Regions from separate parts of the Mus musculus genome. Here region 2 is linked to region 1. A link is a loop called in an ENCODE intact Hi-C map of the cell type or tissue named here. Cell type or tissue: gastrocnemius. All regions are shown on one strand.

Region 1 (5,000 bases):
GAGCGTTTGATAGACCCTTCCATCTGGAGATCTAAGGTCTTCGGGCAGGTAAACATCTCTATCTCTTTTCTGTGATTCCCCCCTGTTCTTTTCCAGGAAGCCCCAGGTTTGAGGGCATCCCCTTCTACCAGACTTTAAAAAGGGGACTTACGTATCAGCTCCGATGTTTCATTCCCCACCCGCCTCCTAGGAGATTTCTTCAACTTTATTTTGTAACTTCAAAACATTTTCTGCAACTAAACTATTAAAGACTTTCTTCCCTTTCTTTTACCTCTTCGAGGAGATGATGATTCCAAGAACAACAACAATAACATCATCTCCAAGTTCTCGTGTTGTATTTGTCTTTTCTTAGGTCCTTTCCAATCCCCTACTGTATTTACTTTTTTCTTTATTGTAGAAATGTTTTCACAAATACCTGCTTTCCCTGGTTCTTGTTCATATTTAAGATTAGAAATGAAAACTCTGATTCTGGATGCTGTATAACCTAGAGATTCTTTGGAGTCACACTGATACCCAACCCTTTCTTCGGAAAGCTGTCTTGTTTTACTATGATACCAATTTCCAAGAATGGGCAGCTCTGCATTTGCCTGAAGATGGTCAGGTCTGCAAGTCTGTGGCAGCAAAGGACCTGGGATTTGAGCTGAGCTCTGTACTGACATTTCCTCGTCTTACACTTGACTTTTTCCTTCCAGTGTTTCTAGTCTTTAATCCTTGATCTTGCAGCTTTTTCGTACTTGTGCAGTTACTTTTCATAGCTCAGGCTTCTGCCACTCTCTGGTTTGCACTGCAGCCAGTGTTCATAAACTAGATTTACTTGCTAATCTAGTCTGCTCTTTAGCTTCCCACCCCTGCAAGCTCCACCAACTGGGCGCTTGTGCACACCATCTCGGAACAGCTGGAGCTACTTGTTCCTTCGTGACCCGGATGAATGGCTCTGAGCCAGACCTGAGCTTGCAAGGATCCTCAGGATTTCTGAATTCCGTCGCACTCTGGAAGGGCCAGGAACCGAGGCGATAAACGCCGAATTCCAGATAGGATTGGAGAAAAACAAACAAACAAACAAACAAACCAACCAACCAATAACAAAAAACAACACTAAAGGGTTTTTTCTGTCCATGTTTAGAATAGAGAAAAATAATTTAGTTAACTTTACAGGGAGTTAGTTATATTTCCATGCACATTAATTACAGTTGAAAGAATCATTAATTGCTATGGAGGCGGCATGTCAGGATGGCCGAGTGGTCTAAGGCGCCAGACTCAAGCTATGGCTTCCTCGCTCTGAGGGTTCTGGTCTCCCCTGGAGGCGTGGGTTCGAATCCCACTTCTGACAGCTGTATTTTTCTTTCACAGACTCATCTGTTCATTTTCTATGCTAGCCTACTCCAGACCTTCCGTGAACCTTGTCCCACTGATCTGTGCTTCAGCCCTAAAGGTGCATTTGACACCAACCATCAACGCACAGAACTGGGACCCCCTGTTGGAAAACAGGCTCGTGGCAGCCATATACTACATGAGCTGTTTGAATCTTGCGCGAACGGTGTAGGAAATGTGCACCAACTCCAATGACAGTTGAAAGTTGAGTGTGGAATTGACAGGGTTAGATATCCTGACCTTTAGCAAGATCAAGGCCATCAAGAGACAAATGCTGGAATACAAAAGGAACTATTCATTGAATAGAAGAAATGCAGGAATTTCCTGAAACTGTTCACCATATGAGACAAAGCAAAGGAAAAAAAAAAAAAGTAGGTTCCACCGAGATTTGAACTCGGATCGCTGGATTCAGAGTCCAGAGTGCTAACCATTACACCATGGAACCACCGCCTTTTGATTGCCTTCCACACTATCCATCTGTAAATTCTGAATTAAAAAAATGCATTATAAGAGGAAAGGAACTTAGCTGTTACTTGAAATTGTTACAAATTTTTGTTTCACAGTAACAAGCTAGAAGTTTCGTTTGTTTTTTCATGAATGGCTCAGCTCTATCCTTGGTTCTTTTATTTATTTTTCCTGCTGGATTGTTTGTTGTTTTCTTTTTCTTTGTCCAATTAATTTTCTTGGTTAGCACACCAATAAAAGGGCCTAATTGTGACGTATCAGTACAAAAAAGTTATTAAACTTCGTTCTTATCCCCTACTTCTTTACTCTCTCTCCCTTCTCTGTTCCCCCCTCCCCACCCCACCCCCGTTTCCAATCTACTTTCACAGCGCATCTAAAGTCACGTCCTCGTGCTCTTTGCAAGCGCATGTTTGGTTTACAAATGGAAGGGAAACAAGACTTTAAATGAAATGTCTATCCTCCTAATTGATCTAGTAGTATTTTTATCGGAGCAACTCAGTTCTTCACTAGAAAAATTTCGTCTTCAGTGCTGGACCACAGAAATGGCCACGTGGTCTGTACAGCGCCTCCTGTCCTGTTCTTCTGCATCTCAGAGCCTGGCAGCACTCAGAGCAGTTCCTGCGATTTGTGCATTTTTTCCCACCACTACAAAAGGCAAACTGGATGTTAGTTAGTCTTGCAGTCCAACCATTAGAAATTGAATTTCTCTATCTCTGTATGTATGTATGTATGTATGTATGTATGTATGTATGTATGTATGTATGTATTATGTATGTATATACATATGTATGTATATGTGTGTGCATGTGTATATATATGTACACACACACACACACACACACACACACACACACACACACGGTATCTACAGACTTGTCATGTGCAACTACTGCATGTCAGAAAGTATCCTGTCAGCTGCAATCAGGAGCTGCAGCTTGTAAATGCTTTTGCCTCAGCACAAGGCAGCCGGTGCGACGGCGGAACCTTCCTCCCTGCTCTACAGTCCCACCATCCGGCCTTGGCGGCTCCGCTGAAGTTCACTCGGGGCGTGCAGCGTGAACGTGGAAAGCAAGACAGGTGGTCTTGAGAAAGAAGCAAAGGTTCACTGTGTCAGGACCGTGGACCAGTTTTAGACTTTGCGGGTGTGATTGTGCACGTCTCTTTTTTCCTTCACTGCACGCCACAGGCTCAACTCTGTGAGTCTAAAGGACTCTATTCCTCCTTCTCTTCCCTGCCTCTTTCTTTTCCTCTCTCCTGACACCCCCACCTTCTTCTCCTCTTCCTAAAGTGTAGACACCCTCTTTCTTTTCCTTTTCCAGCGTGCAATTAAAATCACCGAGTTGCAAGCCTTCATGAGAAGATAATTTCTGAGTTGAGGCCTACCACTGAGAAGGAGGTTCGAGGGCTCCAGGAAATTCTAAGGGGCAACACTAAATCAAGGAGTCCCTAGCTGGTGGGCAAGAGGCAGCACCGAGGCAAGACATTTATGCCATTGTTAATTAATTTACTTTTATTGAAAACATTTCATACAATATATTTTGATCATTTTTGTTTTCCTTTGCAAGGTATTTCTTAGACACACACAGCTCAGATGAGCGCGATTCGGCTTCAAAATGAAATGAGAAGACTGTAGTGATGATGAAGACGTGGTTTTCCGTCTCCTGGTTGGGAAAGAATCCACTTCTTCCGTGGCCTAGGCTGATCTGTCTCTAGTTGCAAGTCGACGCCAGGAAAGCGAAAGATCCACATTCATCCTTCATTCGTTGACTAAGGCCACAAGAAAGAACTTTAGAGTCGTCAGGCCCTAGCCTATATATAGTAGGTGCGGAATAATGTCTCTTAACTTGAATGAATTAAAGAAAACTGTTAACTGTTGCTGGAGCCTTTTGTGTGGTGGACATGCAGAGATTAGGGGAGTGAGTACCACACAAATTACGGGTTTATTAACTGTTGAAGCAATCAGTTAGGAGAGAAGAATCCTAGCTGATGTAAGGGACCGACTGAAAACTGTCCTGTTCAATAGAGAGCACAAAAGTAACCTGTTGGCAGTGGTGGGATTCGAACCCACGCCCCCGAAGAGACTGGAGCCTTAATCCAGCGCCTTAGACCGCTCGGCCACACTACCGTTGATGTAGAGTTTTGAACCATGGCAAAAAACCTCCACTTAGTCGCAATAAAACATTAAAAGAAAAAAAAAAAAAAAAAAAACCGGTTGGCAGCGGTGGGATTCGAACCCACGCCCCCGAAGAGACTGGAGCCTTAATCCAGCGCCTTAGACCGCTCGGCCACGCTACCCCCGTCGAGGGCTGCTTACGTCTCGTCTTTCTGGAGGATCCATAACAGTCCAGACTCCTTTGCACGCGGCTCTCTGCAGCGAGCTTTCATTGTGCACTCTATGCGCTAATGCAGAAGCGCAGGCTCTGTTCTGGCGTTGTATCATGAGGCTTCGCAGCAAAAGCTCTTTTAGGTGCTATCATATCATCACTAAGAAACTACAACTATGAAACGTTAAAAAAAAACCAGCGCTAGTAACAGCAGGAATACGTGATTACGGAAACTCTGACAACGGGTGCCTCCTTAGCGCAGTAGGCAGCGCGTCAGTCTCATAATCTGAAGGTCCTGAGTTCGAACCTCAGAGGGGGCAACCTCAGCTTTTATTTTTTTTTTAATACATTAAACCTTTAATTTTAATTCCTACGAAGAGAATTGAGTTCGTGTGTACGGAGACCCAAAAACTACTAATGAAATGGAACGGGTAGTTTTATTTGTGTAATATAATGGTCTGTTAGAAAGTTATAAAATAGCGATTTTTCTTTTCTTTTTTTTTTTAAAGAATTAAACACGTGACCAGTGTGTTGGACTACACCTATAATATTCCAGCATTCGGGAGGCAGAGGCAGGTGGATCTCTACAAGACGATTTCCGAAGCCCAGACTTTACAATTAAACTTACTAATTTTTCACCATCCATACTATTGGAGCCAGGAGAATTTTCAGGTGCCTTTCAAATGCACTTGGCATTGGTTATTACATAAATACCAAGGCCAGGAAACTCCCTGCCCAGGGTGTAAAAGAAAGGGAAGCCAGAGAGCGAGTATGAAAGGTGTAAGATATGTGTAATTGCCGGTTTGGTCCTTTAAACCATTCTTCTGGTATTGCTTATTA
Region 2 (5,000 bases), 1.8 Mb after region 1:
CACATTTAAGGCTAGATGAAGAACTGAACTTGAGTGTTAACAAATATTTTCACATGTCAATGCAGGAAGGACCCATCACACAAAGACTGAGCCTTTGATTGGTTTATAAAAACAGTTCTCACCCAACTTGCACTGTTCAAAATTTTGCACGTATATAAATTCACATTTGTAATGTAAACATTATAAAAACGATTAAACTACTTTATAAGAGTATCTATTAAAAATACTATTCTTAATATTATTTTCCTCTAACAGGCTGAGAGTCTTCAGCACTCATAGTGCAATATATTTTATCTTCCTTTGTATTCTTGCATTTAAGGACGTAACTGTACCAGCTATTGGAAAAATCTAAAACATCACTTAGTGCCCAATGTCGTGTATAACAACTAAGTAAATACAGTTAGCCTTAACTATCAGTAAGACAAAGGCATTACTCCTACGTAAGACTGGGCTGATTGAGACTTACGGTCGAGTCCTAGAATAGACAAGTTCTTAGTGGACAGCTGAAACCAAGGGGCCAGGGCCTGAAATCCACTCTCAGAGTTACCCCTCACCGGCTGCAGCCTAAAACCTATCTAAGAGAAGCCTTCCGTAGAATTCTCAGGAAGGTAAAACCCACTAAAAGCCTGCTGTTAGAAGCTGGATACCTTAACAGGCTTTGGAGGCGCGGCTAGTCCTAGGCCCGCCCACTGCCTCCTTTATGAGCCATCTACTGGTCGTCCGAAAACTGACAGTTCTGTAAACCAACCCGCCGTCTCCTCTGCCACTATTCACTTTTCCAGCAAGCCGCAGCGTCTTTGCGTGACCAGCGCGTTGACGTCACGGACAGGGTCCCGCCCTGCAGCCCCGCCCCAGCCCCGCCGGCGGGGACCGCGGAGCCGTGTCTGCAGGCCGGCGGGCGGCTCGCGCCGCGGAGGAGGTAGGCTGTCTTTCCGCGCCCTGCTGGGCAGGTCGTGAAGCCAAATGCCTGAGGTTCCAGGGTTTGCCGGGCTCCCCAGACCTGGCCTTGGCCGTGGGGCCTGTGGGTGCAGCCGCGGAACGCGGCGGAGCGCGGGAGGGAAGCTGGCCCCGGGCCCACACCCACACTCACCGGGAGGCAGGTGGTCCAGCCTCGGCCCCGTGCCTTGCATCCGCATCAAGTCCAAGGTGACATGCGGGTGTAGGCCGGCAGGTACTGTCTGTTACTGGCCTTGTGCCTTCGTCAAGAAAAGCCCTGATGTAACAAAACAAAACGAAAATTAAAGCATGAGTCATGAATGTTCTAGCCATGGTTTCAGCTCTCCGCATTGCCCACTCATCCTGCCTTTAGTTTTTTTTTTTTTTTTTTTTTTAAATCTCAGTAGGGCTCTTTTTCTTCCTCTTTTGGTTGGAACATGGGTGGACACTGTGGAACTTTTCTTAGTGTTCTCTTAGTATGGCAGTTGTAAAGGCATTTGTCTCTGTTCACAGATGGAATCCATCACTTGACCCAGTACTAGTTTGGATAAGGTTAGTAAGGCTGATTGAATGAACACAGTAGCCGTCTGACCTCCCAGGGTACCGAGTTACTATAGCAAGTTCCGTCTGATGTTTTTGTTTAAGGTTCCTAACGGTAAATCCCATCTATGCTTCTTCTGTCCATCATCCACTTATAGAGCAAGATTTGATGACAAAGAGCAGTTTACAGTATTTTTGGCTGCATCTGTGCATAAGTAAAATGCTAGATAATCATGCCCATGAAGGGACAGTGTAGACTGTGCCCCCCCTACATAATATTCACACATATGTAATGTTTTGTATTGTAAGGAAGAATACATTTTTCTTTGAGATCTTCCTGTCTCAAACATGAACCTTTAAAGATTGCATTGTCAAAAGCATTAAAGAAATGGATTTAAAACTGCTCCAAGGACTTACCTTCTCAGGATAGTGATTATCATTTGGATTTAATTATTAGACAGTTTATATGATGCCACATGCTGTTTTAGGTGTTGAAAATTGAGTATTGAACGCTAGATAAGGTTTCTGTCCTCGAGTTCCTTTGATTTTAGTGAAGATAGAATATATGTGCAAATAACAATATGATTTTAGATAGGAATGAATGCTAGAAAATCTGGCAGTAAGGGACATTGGTGTGGCTGTGGTGTGGGATCTGGGAAAATGTCCCTGAAGAGGTGATGCTCTGGATGAGACCTGAATGTTTAGAGTGATTTAGTCAGGGGAGGAGCAGGAAGTGTCCAGTTACAAATGCAGAAGCTGGAAGAGCAGGCACAGTGGGAGGAGAGTCCAGCAGTGCTGTATCCTTAATGGTGGGCTAGTGAGGTGGCTGAGCTGACCTGGGTTGGGCAATGCTGAAGAAGGAACAGGCTTCCTTGTGGAAGTGCGGACTTCAGATACCTTCCGAGGCACTCCTAAACTCTCAGCCGCGTTCTGTTTGTTTTGATTATGAAATCATTAATTGTTTTATATTTTCTCTTTAGAGGTCCTCTTAAGAATGGCTTTCTTTTCCCTAGTACTGTATCCCATAGTAGTTTTTCTTTTAATTGCTGCTGTAGGCAAGACTCAAACCCTCTGCTTATCTTCAGTTCTAGCTTTTATCCCCTTTCTTCCAGCTGTCACTCATTTCCAGGACAGTGTTTACCTACTTTCCATTTGGAAAGCACTGGCAGGCAGTCCTGCTCTGTCCAAACAAGAGCTGAGAAGGTGTAACAGTAGGTAGGTGAGCCTTTCCTATTAGCACTTGCATTTCTAAGGATTACTGTGTCTTTATTTAGTTCCTGCAGTTTTCTGGGCGTGGCACATGCATTCTGTTCTTTCAGACATACTGCAAATACCAAACTTTTCATCAGTGAAGAAAATGTACACTAAGTTCCCTCAGCTAGACTGATGGAGGTTGTTAGCTTTACTCGACTTCACCATGCTTCACCCCTTCTCCCAGAAGCAAGTAGAGGATCTACGGATTGATGTTTCAAATTTGGTTCCTGATGTTGCATTTTGGAACTCATGCGTTGGACCCTTTTGGTGGAGAAGAGGCTCTGGAACTATAGATAGGCAGCAGTTTCTAAAGCGCAACACATAAAATGCCAAATGCTTATTTCCAAATTTGCATGCTAGGCCTTTTTTCTTGTTTCCTTTTGGTTCTATTTCCTTCTCAAATCCCATAGCAAAGAGTGTCTGTATATTTCAAAGTACAGCATATCAGTATCTAGAAACTTAACTCATGTTTTTAACTCACAGAAGACAATTTCAAAGATGGGGCAATGTTTTTCCTTGGACTAAAATAAAGCCCTTTTAGTTTTCTTTTTTTTTTTTCCTTTTTTTCTGAAGAAGTGTATGTCAGCTCTTTACACACACCCTTCCTTTTTATTAGAAGGCTAACTGACTTCCAGTGAATAGTACATATGGCTTGTAAGTGACTCCCAGTACAGAGGTATACACTTACAATACCAACTCTATGCAAATCCCTGGGAGGGGAAATCCCACGGTGTAGACCAGCCTGGGCATAGCAAGACCATGTCTCCTGATAAAAAAATAAGAAGGCAGGATTGTAGCTCAGGGAAAGAATGTCTGAGTTCAATCCCCAGTACCTCTGAAACAATTTTAATTCAAGTTGTAATTTCAGAAATATTTGAAATTTAAAAGTTGTTAACTATTTTCCTAGCCTGATCGTTTTCTTAGATATGAGGTAGTGTGGCATTCGATTTGCTGGGTCTTTGTTTCTGGTAGCAAGTAGAATTTTCCCATGATTGAGGAAGCACTGGGTCAACTCAGTGATGTAATTTTCCTCATGCTACTTTAAAAAGGTAGAAGCCAGTTTATAAACTTTATATGGTTGACGAACCAGTCTAGTATATGGTTGAGAAATAGTGTTGGTTGTCCTAAATTTTAAAAAGAACCATTTGTTGTAAGGTTCTCTTAGTCAAAGAACTATATTAGGTTAACAACAGTAAAGTTATAAAAATTAAAATCAGTAGGTTAATTTGCTTTTGGCTGCCCATTTGAGTGGCTATCAAGATGGAAATTGCGTTTAATAGCCTTAAAGTACTGTAAATAGAATTCTTAAATGTCAGAGATCTTTATATTTATGCAAAAGAGGTTTCTCCATTTGATCTCAAAATATCAAAACTGTTTATTTAGAGCAAGTCTCAATGTCTGGAAGGATGTTCGTGCAATTGATGCCCACATTCTTAGAGATCTAGGCTATCCGCATCAGACTCTATCTTGTAGGCACCTGGGCTATCTAGTCATGGTGAGGCCTGTGCACCAAGCAGGGACCCTGAGCACTTCTGTGCCACTGCTGTGTTCTGCCTGAGGACTACCACAGCATAACTGTGCCTCAGCGTCTACCCCAATGTTGGACCCTCTCAGTAAAATACTTATTTCTCTTCTCTTGCTGATGGAAGCTTTCTCTTTTCTCATAACCTATGGAACACTTTCTCTGCAACATGTTTTATCTTCATCCCTTTTTCCATGTGTTACCATAGATGCACCGTAATATCTGTGTTGGCTAAAGTTTAGAAGACTCCATCTGCATTGTCCGTGCTGTAGGTTTTGCAGAGTCTTGAGCCTTCTAGTTTTATTTGCACTTTTATTACCATGTTTTCAAGAAGCGCTGGTAAGCTTTTCTTGGCTTTGATTCCACAGAACTGTCTTCCTGTTCCATCTTGGGTCTCTTGAGAATCTTAAATCTTTAGATGTAAATGTTGAGAGCACATTGCTACTGAGAATTTTGTGTTAAGATAGTTATAATCGTTACTCTTGTTAATATTATAGATGGAGAAGCTGGGTTCTAGAGAGACTGGCCTTGGGACTCTTGGCCACTTTCCTGGGCCTGGTCAGCTCGTACGGCTTTTGCTGCACTTCAGAACTGCTGGCAAGCACACCAATCACAGAGTTTCTGATTGGTTCCTTTCTTTGTGAACAGATTTAGATTTAGAAGATCCTTCTTCTCTTGTGAATGGAGACTAAAACCTCAGTTCTCTGCTGAGGTTTTTGACTCAGGCTGTTTAAGGCTGGAGAGTCTT

What was found. Peaks named below come from ENCODE experiments on the same cell type or tissue, not always from the same donor. Only the 100,000 strongest peaks of a DNase experiment are listed, where the experiment ranks them.
Region 2: a loop joins it to region 1, with 7 times the contacts of the local background. A loop is called at or near these places in 2 of 42 quality-filtered maps.

The regions. Positions count from the first base shown.
Region 1 is chr13:21,169,167-21,174,166 of GRCm38, reverse strand. It overlaps Gm32298 (a long non-coding RNA gene), which reads right to left. Exons shown (of 3, transcript XR_382107.1): 3 at 3,393-3,603. It overlaps n-TMcat15 (a tRNA gene), which reads left to right and starts at 4,408; the gene lies at 4,408-4,480. n-TLaag7 (a tRNA gene) reads right to left here and starts at 4,131; the gene lies at 4,050-4,131. n-TLaag5 (a tRNA gene) reads right to left here and starts at 3,961; the gene lies at 3,880-3,961. It also overlaps n-TQctg7 and n-TLcaa4. In gastrocnemius, a CTCF peak has its summit at 2,409; DNase peaks (open chromatin) are centred at 1,781, 2,410, 2,864, 4,202 and 2 more places; H3K4me3 peaks cover 3,847 bases; H3K27ac peaks cover 2,208 bases.
Region 2 is chr13:19,391,623-19,396,622 of GRCm38, reverse strand. Stard3nl (STARD3 N-terminal like) reads left to right here and starts at 810. Exons shown (of 9, transcript NM_024270.3): 1 at 810-919. Gm40827 (a long non-coding RNA gene) reads right to left here and starts at 776. Exons shown (of 2, transcript XR_873152.2): 1 at 1-776. In gastrocnemius, no CTCF peak of the experiment used is centred here; DNase peaks (open chromatin) are centred at 796 and 2,260; H3K4me3 peaks cover 2,725 bases; H3K27ac peaks cover 3,019 bases.